2 separate regions of the Homo sapiens genome follow, and region 2 is linked to region 1. The links are chromatin contacts, found by Hi-C or POLR2A ChIA-PET in ENCODE. All regions are on one chromosome and are shown on one strand. The core of a region is the stretch at or near the end of the contact, and the rest is flanking DNA. Distances in the headings are between cores, read along the strand shown. Region 1 holds the start of LINC02975 (long intergenic non-protein coding RNA 2975). Region 2 holds the start of PTGES (prostaglandin E synthase).

What was found. A loop is a pair of places that touch in the nucleus more often than their neighbours do. ChIA-PET counts read pairs that join two places held with the same protein, here RNA polymerase II (POLR2A). Pooled maps may share reads with other maps.
Region 2: a loop to region 1 is called in a pooled map, with 1.8 times the contacts of the local background. The contact joins the promoter of PTGES here to the promoter of LINC02975 in region 1. A Hi-C loop is called at or near these places in 1 of 50 pooled maps. POLR2A ChIA-PET finds 5 or more read pairs at or near these places in 2 of 52 experiments (T-cell and endothelial cell of umbilical vein).

What each region holds. Positions count from the first base shown.
Region 1 is chr9:129,279,656-129,286,554 of GRCh38, forward strand. LINC02975 (long intergenic non-protein coding RNA 2975) reads left to right here and starts at 2,761. Exons shown (of 3, transcript NR_121587.1): 1 at 2,761-3,037; 2 at 3,275-3,403; 3 at 5,855-6,064. RefSeq lists enhancers at 5,051-6,024, 6,025-6,899.
Region 2 is chr9:129,748,500-129,755,398 of GRCh38, forward strand. PTGES (prostaglandin E synthase) reads right to left here and starts at 4,543. Exons shown (of 3, transcript NM_004878.5): 1 at 4,388-4,543; 2 at 156-238. The coding sequence starts at 4,513.

The DNA.
Region 1 (6,899 bases), core at 1,511-4,010:
CACTCCAGCCTGGGCGACAAAGGGAGACTCTGTGTTAAAAAATAAATAAATAAAAGAAAAGAAAACAAAGAAGAAAGGTCCCTGGTTAGGGCCACGGGGGGATGCAGCAGGGCCCATGGCCTGGGAGGGGGTGGTGGCTGGGCGGTGCCAGGATGGAGAGATACATCTGTCTTATAAGAGTGGGCAGACAGGCCCTTGTTCCAGGAGCTGAAATGAAACAGAACTGTGTATATATCTTCTCATCTATAGACTAAATTAAACTAACTCATAGAAATAGTCTGTTTTAAGTTTCTTTACTTAAAAGTATCTTACACGTTTAACACCTGCCAATACACGTATGTACGTGATATTCAGTAATGATCATTGCAAACTGGGCACGGTGGCTCATGCCTGTAATCCCGACACTTTGGGAGGCTGAGATGGGAGGATCACTTGAACCCAGGAGGTTGAGGCTGCAGTGAGCTGTGATGGTGCCACTGCCCTCCAGCTTGGGTGACAGAGCAAGATCCTGTCTGTAAATAATAATAATAATAGTAATAACTGCGACCACCTATACAAATTTCATCTATACATCCCAGGTATTGTGCACCCTCCATACAAATGTATGAAAATTCACAGAAAGCCTGTGCTTGGTCAGTGCTATCATCAGGCCTATTTGGCAGATGCAGAAACAGGCTCACAGAAGGGAAGTCACTTGCTGAAAGCCACATGGCTGGCACGGGGTGGCACTGAGACTTGCACCCAGATCTGGGCAGCATTAAAACCCCTGCCCCACCCGTGGTCCTCTCCTGTCTCCGTGTTAGCGTGGAGCCCTGAGATGTTTTAGGAGCCGGCTTTCCGATTTCCATCTGTGTTTGTGGTGATTGCCCTGATCTTTCAGGCATTCTGCCCTAGAAAGCCCCTTGGGGAGGGGGCTTCCTGTTTCACCTGCTTGGACGTGGCTTTGGAGCTAAGACCGAGAGGAGTCAAGGTGGGATTCCTCGGATGCCCTGAGGGAGTGCGATGGGATGCCTGGGGGCTGCTCCTCCAGCCTCAGACACTCCTGCCCACAGCCCCTGGCCAGGCCCTGCCTGAGCCACTGCTCTAGGCTGCAAAGGGCTGGCTCTCATTTCCTAATTCATCCTGCCAGCTGGAGCCAAGGTGGACTCTCCCCATAGACTGGGATGAGTGCCCTGGCCCAGCTGGACCTGGTGGTGGCTATGAGCCCCCTTGTGTCACCTTTTCCCTACCCAGGGCTCATCACAAGCTGCAGGGGGATGCTCTTGGGTCTCAGGGAGAGTGGCCTGAGTCCCCCGGGGCTTCTGAGTGCATCCAGGCTGCTCTGCTGACCCTGGAAGGCAACCAGGGAAGCTGTGAGGTCAGGGTAAGGGATGGGCCTCAAGAGCGGGTCATGGCCCAGCTGGGGCCTGTGTGGACAGAGGCCTCACTGTCTCCACTGCATGCAGGGAGTCTTGAGGCCAAGTGACACATTTGCCACCTGTGACATACGCCACCAGCCCGTGTGTCTGTGCCCCAGATACAGCCAGCCAGTGCAGAGTGAGGCCTGCCAGGGCCCTGTGTTGTGGGGATGTGACAGAGCTGCCAGTCCTGGTGCAGGTGAGACGTCACCGCCATCCCAGCTGGTCTCCACCTGGAGGACAATTTGGGGACCTCCTGGCACCCTCATGCGTTCCCTCCCCCTTGTTCTGCGTGACTGCCTGTTTTAATTCACATGTCCCTTTCTAAGACTTACAACTGCATTTCTCATAAAGGAAATTATTGGCACAGGGGATAATTGTGATCCAACTCTCTGGCTTCACTTAGAAATCGAGAGGGTGGTCAGTGGGGTCCCACTTACGAGAAGTTCCGGATGGCAGAACAGTACTACAGACATCATGGTCCTCAGGAGGATGCTGTCCTGCCCCAGAGAGGCCGCCGAGGGCTGGCGGAGGGGACCTGGAAGGCAGGTGGGGTTGACTGAGATGTGCCAGGTCGGGAGGGAATCCCAGGGCGGGGACCCTAGAGAAAGCGTGGCACATCTGTGGAGAGCGGACGGGCCACGCTGGGAGTGGAGGGCTGAGGGCTATGTCAGCCCGCTCCAGCAGGAGGACATGAGCCAGGCCTGTCCAGAGGGCTTCTGCAACCTCTTCTGGAAAAAGGACCAGGGAGGTACCTGTTTCATGCCCAGGAGGTCATGATAGTGCCTATCAGCGTTAAATGCCATCTGGTCCTTGCCTCGCAAGGAGCCCTGTCCCCTGGTTCACTGGCTTAGGGGTGCCCCTCAGGTCAGTGTTTCCCCAGTGTGGGGTGGGCACCCTCGGTGACCTAGGAGACAGTGACGTCAGGGATCACACAGCCTCATACCACACAAAGGTGATTCCCTTCTCTGTCTCAGCCCTCTGGTCCCCTGGAGGGGAAGCTTGCAACTCCCCAACGCTTTTCTATCAAAATGCCATCGGCAGGCAACAATAGCCAGCTAGAATTTCCTAACATTGCTTATTTTAATTGTAATTTATTTTTACTTTTACCTTCTATTTATGGCCCATGATCTTAGTTTTTTTTCCACCTAACAGTAGTCACATAAAGTTCCCTTATGGATGCATTTACCTAAGTAATAGCAGTGAATGCTTTTAAAGAAAAATAGAGAGCAAATAACAGAATAAGGTGCCACTGGAAGGGCCGGGTCAAGAGGAGGGGGTGGACGGACCTGTGGGTGGCACTGGCTTTTCGTAACTCAGGAATCAGGAAGTGTAGTTGACACTTGTTTTGTTATGTTTGCTCCAATGGAAAAGGAAGCTGTGGGTGGAGACACATCTGACGGGAGGGATTTGGATCCTGCCAGCTCGTCCCTGCAACCCCCTACTCCGGTCCCCTCAAACCTGTCCGTGGCTGGCAGCCCTGTGATACCTCGCCACATTCTGCAACAGAATCCGAGATAGAGGTAGAAGTGGGGGAGTACGTCGTGGCTGTCAGGGCAGCTTTCTGTAAAATGCTGCCTGGAGGAGCATGTGATTCCAGACCCTCCTCTCTGCAACGAAAGTGAGGTTGACACCTGCAGGTATGATTGTAACACGACTTTTAGTTCAGGTGAGCGCAGCCTTCCTCTCCTGGAGCTCTGGCTCATCCAGCCCTGAGCTCCCCAGTCCAAGGCTCTCCGGGTACCTTGGGCAGCCTCCCTAGCAGGGCGGTGGGATCGGACCAGCTGTTCCCGGCTGCTGGTCCGTTCCAAGCTGCAAGGGCCTAGGTGCGGAGCAATGACCGGCAGGCCGAGCTCCCTCCCTCCCTCTCGTTGCAGGCCTGGGGCCTCCTGGCCCACTGAGCAGAACACACAGAAGCTGGGCCCACCCCTGCCCTCCCCACAAAGGGTCACGGGAGCCACCGCCTGACTTTGAAGCCCACTGACTTGCGGCTGACAAGAGAAAAGGTATTTGGAATTAAGTGAAGGGCGGGAGGCAGGGGCGGGCTAGGCCCTGGGGTCACATAGCTGCAGGCACCTTGACTGCAGCTGCCGTTGGCCCCAGTCCCTTACTTTCTAGGGTTCTGCAGTGGGCCAGAGAAGGGACTATTATTATTATTTCATAACATTTCATCCTGGCTTATTTCTAGCCCCTCAAACGGTGTCCGTACAGGGTTGAACTGCCAAGGGCTCCCAGACCCCTGCTGCCAAGGGGCGGCTGGCTTGTGGTGGCTCTGGGGAGGCAGTGGTGCCCGTCACTGGCACTGGGGAATCTTGTCTGACTTCCCTTTTCCTCCATCTCCTCCCCAGGGCCCGGCTTTTCCTGTGCCCTTCATTTTCCTCCCCCTGTTCTGGGACTTGTGGGTGTCCCCAGAGCAAATTCTTGGGGAGCCATGCCCAGCCGGTCTAGGGGGCACTCAGGGGCTTGCATTTTGTCAGGCTCCCTCGTGGTCTGGTGTGGGTACTCTGGGGACCACATTTGGAGAACCTGGGCCCCCCAGTTGTTAACTAGCAGACGAGGGCCTGTACTTAGGGGCCATTGTCCAGCGTTTAGTGCAGAGTGACTGGAGAAATGGGAGGACCAGACCCTGTGATGGGAGTGAGGGTAGGGGGCACAAGATGGGCCGCCACCCTCCAGGATCTCCTGGTTCACACCAGTGCCTGCGAGAGGCCCCTGGGGCCTCGTGAAAGCACAGGTGGCTGGTTGCATCCCAGGGGTTCTGATTCCCAGGACTGGCCAGGCCAGAGAATCTGAATTTCTGACAAGTTCCTGGGCAAGGCCAATGCTGCTGGCCAGGAGGACCACCCTTTGAGAACCACAGGTGGACACCAGCAGCCGCAGACCCGGCTAGGACCAGGGCAGAGGCCACGCCCTCCCCATTCCCCCGGAGCTGCCTCGGCCCTTGGAGGAATGAGCAGGACCTAAACAGGAACCACGTGATGATATTGACGTGGCACCTGCATGGGAGCACTGCTGCCTGTCCACACTGAGTGCGGCTTCCAAGACCACCCGCAACACACACAGCCCTGCAAGGCGGGAGCTCACGTGCCCCTCACTTTACAGGCGAGAAAGCTGAGGCTCAGAGAGGGCAAGTGACCTGCATAAGGCCACACAGCCAGCAAGTCAGGGAACGGGTGGCCAAACCCAGACCTGCCCAGTTTCATGTTCGCGCCGTGAGGGGTCCAGCGGCTGTGGTGTCACTTCTGGTTACCCCGTCATTTAGAGGGGAAAGATGTGGAGAAATAGGAGTGTGTGTGGCAGGAAGGGACTGGGGGAGAGAAAAGGGCCCAGGAATCAGGCGTGCGTGTGGCGTTGAAAGGAGCAACAACTCAAAGTCACGCTCAAGGTCATGCTTAAGGTCATGCTCAAGGTCATGCTTAAGGTCACGAGTTCACCCCAGGAATCCCGCCCTCACTGGAGCTGAAGCAGACCCCTCCCCCAGGCTTCAGGGGTCTCCTGTGGCCAGGTGATCCCCTCCCCGTCAGCACCCCAGGGCACACAATGACACCTGATATTCCGCTAAACAGGACACTTCAGGGTGGAGGTGGGGCAGGGGGGTGGTGGGAGGCCGCAGTACTCAGCCTTTGCTCCCATGGGCCCAGCACCCCTGGGTGGACCTAGAGAGGCTCTGGGCACCCAGGTCTCAGGTCTGGCCTCAGAGCAGAGCTTTGGGCACCTCTTCCTCCACATCCACACCTGCTCCGTGCACACCTGCCCCGGGTCCTGGGTCTGGCAGCATCTTGGGCTGACTGTGGAGGGCCTTTGCTGGGCTTGGCAGGTGGGCATCAGGATGGGTAACTGCAGAGAAGAGGGAAGGGGGTGGTCTGAGGGCAGGGGGTGGCCTGAGGGTGGCCGGAGGAGTTCAGGAAGAGCACTGGAGCACGAGTCTCCTTTAGGGGACTCACCTTCTCTTTCTGTAAAGGGAAGGGACAGGGCTGGGTATCCTGAGGGGCACTGGTGGTCTTATGGGGTGGGGACATGGTGGGAAGGGGCCTGGCCCGCTCTGGTCTCCAGCCTGTGTCCCAAACCCACCTCCCCTTGGAAGAGGTCCCAGGAGTCGCCAGCACCTGGTTCTGGCTGGGCTGAGAGAGGCTGTGTCTGCTGCACCTGGAGTTGCAGGGCCAGCCACGGTCTGTGCACGTGGACCCCTTGAAGCGCAGAGGCTGACGCATGGCGAGTGCTCGTTAAACATCACCTGCATGTGATTATTAGTAATAAAATGTCTTAGAAGCTGGAGGGACTGAGAAGGGCCTTCTAAGCATGACAGACGTCTGTCTAGGTTGGGGTCCTTTTCATCAGGAGGGACCTGGGAGCCAGGTACCCTCTGCTCACAGGTAGTAATGCAAGAGGCCTTGTATTTTCTCTTCCTTTCCAGGCACTGAGGGCTCGCCACAACCCCCTGTGTATTTATCTTACAGAATGTGCCCCTGTGATCATGTGAAAGCATCAGCCAGGGGTCCAAGAACTTCCCTCTGGAGCCTCACACTCCCAGCGTGGCACCCAGCAGGGAACAGATTCTCTCCAAACCTTTGTGAATGAATGAAGGATGACGTCACTAGAATCCATCCCTGTTTTATTTTTTATTTTTATTTTTTGAGACAGAGTCTCGCTCTGTTGTTGCCCAGGCTGGAGTGCGGTGGCACAATCTCAGCTCACTACAACCTCCGCCTCCCCGGTTCAAGTGATTCTCCTGCCTCAACCTCCTGAGTAGCTGGGATTACAGGCACCCATCACCACGCCTGGCTAATTTTTGTGTGTGTTTAGTACAGACGGGGTTTCACCACGTTGGCCAGACTGGTCTTGAACTCCTGACCTCAGGTGATCCGCCTGCCTCGGCCTCCCAAAGTGTTGGGATTACAGGCGTGAGCCACCACGCCCATGCCCATCCCCATTTTATAGACAAGGATACCAAGGCTCAGAGAGGGGAAGCCACTTGCCAAGGACGCACAGGAGGACACCAGTGAGCAGGACCTCTGGTCTGTCTGGGAGGCCACTGGGCCTCTTCCCAGAGTCTCTGCTTGGTGAGCCAGGATTTTACACCCGCCTTGGGCCCAGTGGGCTGAGAGGACATGGGCTGGGGTGTCGGAAGCTGCAGAGCTGATCCCTCCTGCTTGGCTGGAGGCTTGCAGACCCGGCAGGCAGGCTCGGGAGGCAGCGGGCGACTTGAAAATGCACTCCCTACCACAGGCTCAAGAGTGACGGCGCCTGTCAGGGACCGGGAGGCAGGGCCTGTCTTTTCCTGCTGTTTTATTGCCTTCAAAGTCTGGACCAAGTGGTTTCTGGATGGAGTCACGGTAACCTCACGTCTATTCAAGCAATTCGTTCATTGTTTCATTTAGTAAAATACCCACAAAACAAGGAAGAACACCTTGGCGGTGCCTCTGATCCCCCCATTTGTCTGCAAATCGGAAAAGCATGATTCCATCGATCTCCTGTTTATTGAGCGCCTACTACATGCTAGGT
Region 2 (6,899 bases), core at 3,293-5,792, 470 kb after region 1:
ATTAAATCATTGAATAAAGTAAAACAGTCAGAGAAGATCAGGAACACAGAAAACCTCAGCCCCTGGGAGTCCTCCAAGTCCCCTGTGTGCAGAAGAAGTTCTGAAAGGGCAGGCCATGGCCAGGTGTGGCCAGGCCAGGGGCCCGAAGTACTTGCCTGAGGCAGCGTTCCACGTCGGGGTCGCTCCTGCAATACTGGGGGCCTCCGTGTCTCAGGGCATCCTCGGGGTTGGCAAAGGCCTGAAATATACCAGTTGAGAGTCACTCCTCGTGAGACAAACGGCCCAGTCACCTGGGGCTATGTTTTGTCCATGACCAGAGTTCACAGTGGCAGGACAGAGGTGCAGTTGCACACACACCCATCCAACCATCATCCACGATTCCTACCCTGTGCCAGGGGCTGGTAGCTCACCATGAAAAGGCCCCCCTGTCTCTGCTTTTATGAAGCTCACAGTCCGATGGGGGAGTTGCCTATGAACCAGGGAAGGCCAGGGTGTCTCACCTGTTAAGAAGAAGGCACGGCTGGCCTTGAGAATGTTTACGTGGGACCTGACCCAGTCTGAGGCTCTGAGAAAGTTTCTCTGAGGCAGTGACATGAAAGCTGAGGCTTAGGGCTGGATGAGGTGGCTCACACCAGTAATCCCAGCACTTCGGAAGGCCAAGGCAGGGGGATTGCTTGAGCCCAGGAGTTCAAAACCAGCCTGGGCAACATAGCAAGACCCCATCTCTAAAACAAGCCAGGTGTGGTGGCTCACGCCTGTGAGCCAAGCACTTTGGGAAGCCAAGATAGGAGGATTGCTTGAGCTTCCAGGAGTTTGAGACCAACCCGGGCAACATAGCAAGACCCCATCTCTAAAACAAACAAACAAGCTGGGTACAGTGGCTGATGTCTGTAATCTCAGCACTTTGGGAGGCCGAGGCAGTTGGATCACTTGAGCTCAGGAGTTCAAGACCAGCCTGGGCAACATGATGAAACCCCCTCTATAAAAAATACAAAAATTAGCTGTGTGTGGTGATACACACCTGTGGTCCCAGCTACTTGGCAGGAGGGCTGAGGCAGGAGGATTGCTTGAGCCTGGGAGGTCGAGGCTACAATGAGCCGTGATCTTGCCACTGCACTCCAGCCTGGGCAACAGAGCCAGACTCTGTCTCCAAAAAAAATAAAACAAACAATCTGAGGCTTGAAAGATGCATTGACATTAACCAGATGAAGGGAGGGCTGGAGCAACAACATTCAAGGCAGAAGGGACAGCACGTGCAAAGGCCCTGAGGCTGGAAGAAGCTGGGCATGTGTGAAGAACAGAAAACCAGCACACGGGAGCACAGAGGGCAAGGGACAGGGGCCCAAGATAAAGGGACAGGGGTCATCAGGGGTCCTGGCAGCACCTGAAGAATTTGGACTTTGCACTAAAAGCCATGAGAAGGTCTTGAGAGCCCCAGGCTGAAAACCCAGCTCCGCGCTGATTAACCACAGGATCCTGAACTCTGAAAACTCAGGAGAAATCACAGCTCATGTGCTGTGTGACGAGTGAGAGGGAGACCTGGAGAAGCCGCTAGGACAATGCCCAGCACAAGGAGGTGCTCAGTGAATTGTCACTTTCTCTCATTGGAAAGCAGAGACATAAAGTCACACTGAGATCATCAGAGGCCCATGACTCTTGCTCCACTGTTCCCTGCTGGCATCCAGACAGTCAGACCCCACCAGGCCCACAGCAGAGCCTGAATCTCAGGAGCAGGTTTTCTAAATTGTTCAGCTGACGGCAAATCCTGTGCTTCTGACTCATGACTGTCCCCCAAGGGCTGGTTTGTCCTCCCTGGTGGGCCTGCCCTGCCCTACCCCAGAGGAGAATGCAGCTCAGATCTTCGAGATTGGAACCTTCACACCCAAAATTCCTCTCTGCTGGCCCTGAAATCAGTGAATCACCAACACCGAAGGCTCTGTCCGTGGATCTGTGATACGTTTCAAGGGGCCTCAGCATACAGTGGGCACTGCCTTTAGGAGTCCACTGCCCATGGAGTTGCTCCCCCTGGAGATACAACTCAGATACAAGTCAGCCAGGCCAGAGCCAGCTGCAGTGCAGGCCAGGAAGCCCCCAGTGTCAGCGGCCGAGGTGCCACCTTAGCTGGGGTGGAGGCCAGCCTTTGGTTGAGGTCCCTTGAAAGTGACCTGAGGCTGCGATGCTCATGTTAATTTCAGTTACTTATAAGTCTTAAGGACAAACATTGGTGGGGCGTTGCATTCTCCTGGCGCTGCTGTCACGACCCCCGTTTACAGGTGAGGACACTGAGCTCCCAGACTTTTCCAGGTCCCCAGGCTGGTGGGTGGAGGAGCCAGGGCCTGTGACTGTCACCTCCAGCAAGTCCTTCCTGGATGATACTTAGCGCCCAGAGCAGAGATAAGAGGGGGCCACGTTGTCATGAGGAACACCTCAGGAGCAGCCCAAGGAGTGGGGGTTTCCTTCTGCGGTGTCCCTGCCAATCAGGCAGAAAGGCTCTGGGACAGGTTCACCTCCTCCCTTCCCCGAATTCGTGTTAAAAGGAAATCACAGCTGGGCACAGTGGCTCACACCTGTAATCCCAGAACTCCAGGAGGCCAAGATGGGAGGATCACTTGAGCCCAGGAGTTTGAGACCAGCCTGGGCAACATGGCAAAAGCCATCTCTACCAAAAACATAAAAAATTAGGAGCAGTGACGCACACCTATAGTCCCAGCTACTTGGGAGGCTGAAGTGGGAGGATCACCTGAGCCCAGGAAGTCGAGGCTACAGTGAGCTATGATCGCACAATTGCACTCCAGCCTGGGCCACAGAGCAAGACCCTGTCTCTAAAATAAATAAATAATAATTAAAAAAAAAAAAAAAAAAGGAATCGCTGGCCTGCTGGTAAGAACCCAGGCCTCAGCCAGGTGCGGTGGCTCACGCCTGTAATTCCAACACTTTGGGAGGCTGAGGCGGGTGGATCACCTGAGGTCAGGGGTTCAAGACCAGCCTGGCCAACATGGTGAAACCCCATCTCTACTAAAAATACAAAAATTAGCAGGGCATGGTGGTGTGTGTCTGTAATGCCAGCTACCGGGGAGGCTGAGGCAGTAGAATTGCTTGAACCCAGGAGGTGGAGGTTGCAGTAAGCAGAGATCATGCCGCTGCACTCCAGCCTGGACAGCAGAAAAAAAAAACAAAACAGAAACCCCCGCCTCCAAGACAGGATGTGGGCTCTGAAGCTGGACACTGGAGTTCAAACCGGGCTGTGTGACCTTCATAAGTGATGTCTCCTCTCTGAGCCCAGGTTCCTCACCTAGAAAACAGGATGACTATGGCGCCTCCCCTGCCCTCAGGGCTGTGGCGGGGATCTCATGCTCAGCTCCGGGCCACATTCGGTCCTCTGGGAAGGATTCAATGAGTGAATGCAGCTGTTCTACTTGATGCCCGGATCCCATATCCCAGGACCAGCCAAGGCAGGGAGAAGTCAGAAGCTATCAGTGTGCTGTAGCCTCCGGGCATCCTATCACTTGGGCAGCTGCCCTGCCTTTAATCCTGCCTGTACCTGCAGCAGGGCCTGAGCCTGGCTTGTGGCCAAGATCCTCACTCCCCAGGATCCACCCGCATGCAGTGCCAGAGCCAGCCTTGCCTCACCTCGCCTTTGAACTGGACACAGGGGAAGACAGAGACAGTTTCAGGAAATGATTGCTTTATTAAAATACCTGGGGAGGAAGTAACAGGTGCCTGGGGTCTTTCTGCATTCTGCCGCCAGGACAGCCGACAAGCTCAGCCTATGACTTTGCAGACTCGCCAACCAGTGTGACGGACGCTACTGGAACTTGCCCCGGCCCAGCTCTGGGACTCGTTAATGTTGTTTTGGTTCAGGGGCTCGGATTAGTGGGGAAATTCCTCGCTGAGCACCCCGACGGTGCCCGGCTGGGAGCTGGCCTTTGGAGGCTACAGTGGGCTTGTTAGTGACATTTGCCAGGAGTTGGGAATTTCCACTTAAACGTTTCTCGGACTCCTGTTTTGCCGGTTCCCACTCCACCCAGATATCAGACCTCCCGTGCCGGGAAGCCACCAGGTTAGACAGAGGCTTTGTGCTGTCACGCTCCCACACTCCACCCTCCAGAACCTGCTTCTCTCACAGACACTCGCTGGCTCTCTCCATGCCAAGAACTCAGCCCGGTGGCACGGCAAGCGAGTAAGTGCTCTTAAGCCAGAGAGGAGAAGGTGCAGGCCTTGCTGACACGTGGGACTGGCAGGAAGCCCCCCGGCGGGGCTGGAAGAGGTGCTCACCTCCCAGCCCTGCACACACCTTGGCCATGTTTCCCTATCCCGGGGCTTTCCTGACAGGACGTGGAGAGAAGCAAGTATGACCCAGGCCGGGGACCCCCAGGGAGGCACATACCTTCTTCCGCAGCCTCACTTGGCCCGTGATGATGGCCACCACGTACATCTTGATGACCAGCAGCGTGCTGCAGAGCAGGAAGGCCGGGAGGGCCGGGCTGCTCATCACCAGGCTGTGGGCAGGCATCTCTGGCCAGCGCAGCTCAACTGTGGGTGTGATCAGCTCGACAGAGGAGCAGCCTGCAGGGAAAGCACAAAGTGGGAGGGGAGAGCCTTCCTGCAGCCAGCACCGCCCACGCCCCGCCCCACGGCAGCGGCAGCAGGGCCCCCTTCTCCTGTGAAGAGAAAGACAAGCAGTTGCCGGAGCTCCAAGAAGCAGAGAGTCTCCGGGTGTCCCGGACCCAGTCCCTGGCTCTGGAGCCCTCCTTCCAGGCAAATCCTCAAACACTTTCAAATCTGTTTCAAAGCTGTTTCCTTATCTACAGTGTGGGAGCATGTGGTGGTGCCTGCCTTCTAGGGAATGATGAGGCTGGGCACCTGGCAGGACCTCTGCACGTGGTGATTATCGCTGCCTCCTGCCCACCTCCGCAGGGTCAGGGTAGGTGGTGGGCATGAGAACCACGCCATGCGCCCCCACACTCAGCCTGGACAATGGAGCTGCAGCCACAATGGCATGACTTTGCCATCTGTGGCAGGCTGAAGGACGCCCTCCACCCCTAAAGACATCCATGTCCCAATCCCTAGAACCCGTGACTGTGACTATGTGGCAAAAGGGACTTTTCACATGGGATTTCGTAAGGATTTGAGATGGGAGAAATTATCCTAGTTTATCTGGGTGAGCCCAGAGTATACAGAGGGGCCCTTCCAAGAGGGAGGCAGTAAAATTAGAGAAAAGATATAAAAACAGAGGCAGCATTAAGAGAGGAGATGAAAGGACAGAATAGGGGTCAGACAGGAGAGACGCTAACCTGCTGGCCTTGAAGATGAAGGAGAGATCATGGCCCAAGGAATACCAGGGGCCTCTAGAAACTGGAAAAGGGGACGAAACAAACTCTCTGCGTTCAGACAGAACGCAGCCCTCCCGACACTTTGATTTTAGCCCTGTGAGACCCATTTCAGGCTTCATCCACCAGAACTGTCAGAGAATGAAGCTGTGTTGTTTTAAGCCACTAAGTCTGTGGTAATTTGCTATAGCAGGGATGGGGAACCAGCACGTGGCTCCACTGACTTCCTGAGCATCACTTGACTATCCTGGAACTCTTTCCCCAGTCAAATGCTTTGATTCTTCATCACAAGATCTCCCCGAAAGACCTATCAACTGACTCTTCAGTAGAAAGCATCACCAGGCCGGGCGCGGTGGCTCACACCTGTAATTCCAGCCCCTTGGGAGGCCAAGGGGGACAGATTACCTGAAGTCAGAAGTTCAAGACCAGCCTGGGCAACATAGGGAGACTCCGTCTCTACAAAAAAATGTTTTAATTAGCTGGGCATGGTGGTGCTCGCCTGTATTCCCAGCTACTCAGGAGGCTGAAGTGGGAGGATCACCTGAACCCAGGAGGCTGAGGCTGCAGTGAGCCATGTTCTCACCACTGCACTCTAGCCTGGGTGACAGAGCAAGACCCTGTCTCAAAAAAGAAAGAAAGCATCAACGTTTGTTTTCTAAGATTCTTTGAATCCCTCACCTCAAAATCCTCACCTTGGCCAGGTGGCTCACACATGTAATCCCAGCACTTTGGGAGGCCGAGGGGGGCAGATTATCTGAGGTCAGAAGTTCGAGACCAGCCTGGCCAACGTGGTGAAATCCCCTCTCTACTAAAAATACAAAAATTAGCCAGATGTGATGGCAGACACCTGTAATCCCAGCTACTTGGGAGGCTGAGGCGGGAGAATCGCTTCAACCTGGGAGGTGGAGGTGCAGTGAGCCAAGATTGCACCACTGTACTCCAGCCTGGGCGACAGACCGAGACTCTGTCTCAAAAAAAATCCTCACCTTGCTGCATCCTGCCCGCTTCCCCGGGTTCTGGCAGGACCTCCACAAGGTCAGGGATCTTTTTTTTTTTTTCTTGTGAGACAGACTCCTGCTCTATCACCCAGGCTGGAGTGCAATGGCGTGATCTCTGCTCACTGCAACCTCCACCTCCAGGTTCAAGCAATTCTCCTGCCTCCGCCTCCCAAGTAGCTAGGACTACAGGTGCCCACCACCACGCCCAGATAATTTTTGTATTTTTAGTAGAGACGGGGTTTCACCATGTTGGCCAGGATGGTCTCAATCTCTTGACCTTGTGATCCACCCACCTCGGCCTCCCAAAGTGCTGGGATTACAGGCATGAGCCACCGCACCTGGCCAAGGGCAGGGATCTTGTACACGGTTCTTGCTCATTTATTTTCGCCAACATATTTGGCTTTGCTGAGAGGTGCCCTGGGGAAGTGGGGCAAAGGGGAAAGGGAGAAACCAGTCTCCCATGCCTACTTCACTCTTGGGCTTGACCAGGTGCTTTGGGACAGCACCTGCCCAGAGAGACAGCTGTGTCAGTCCAACCTATGCCCCAAAGCAGCAGAGATCAAAGGGAAGA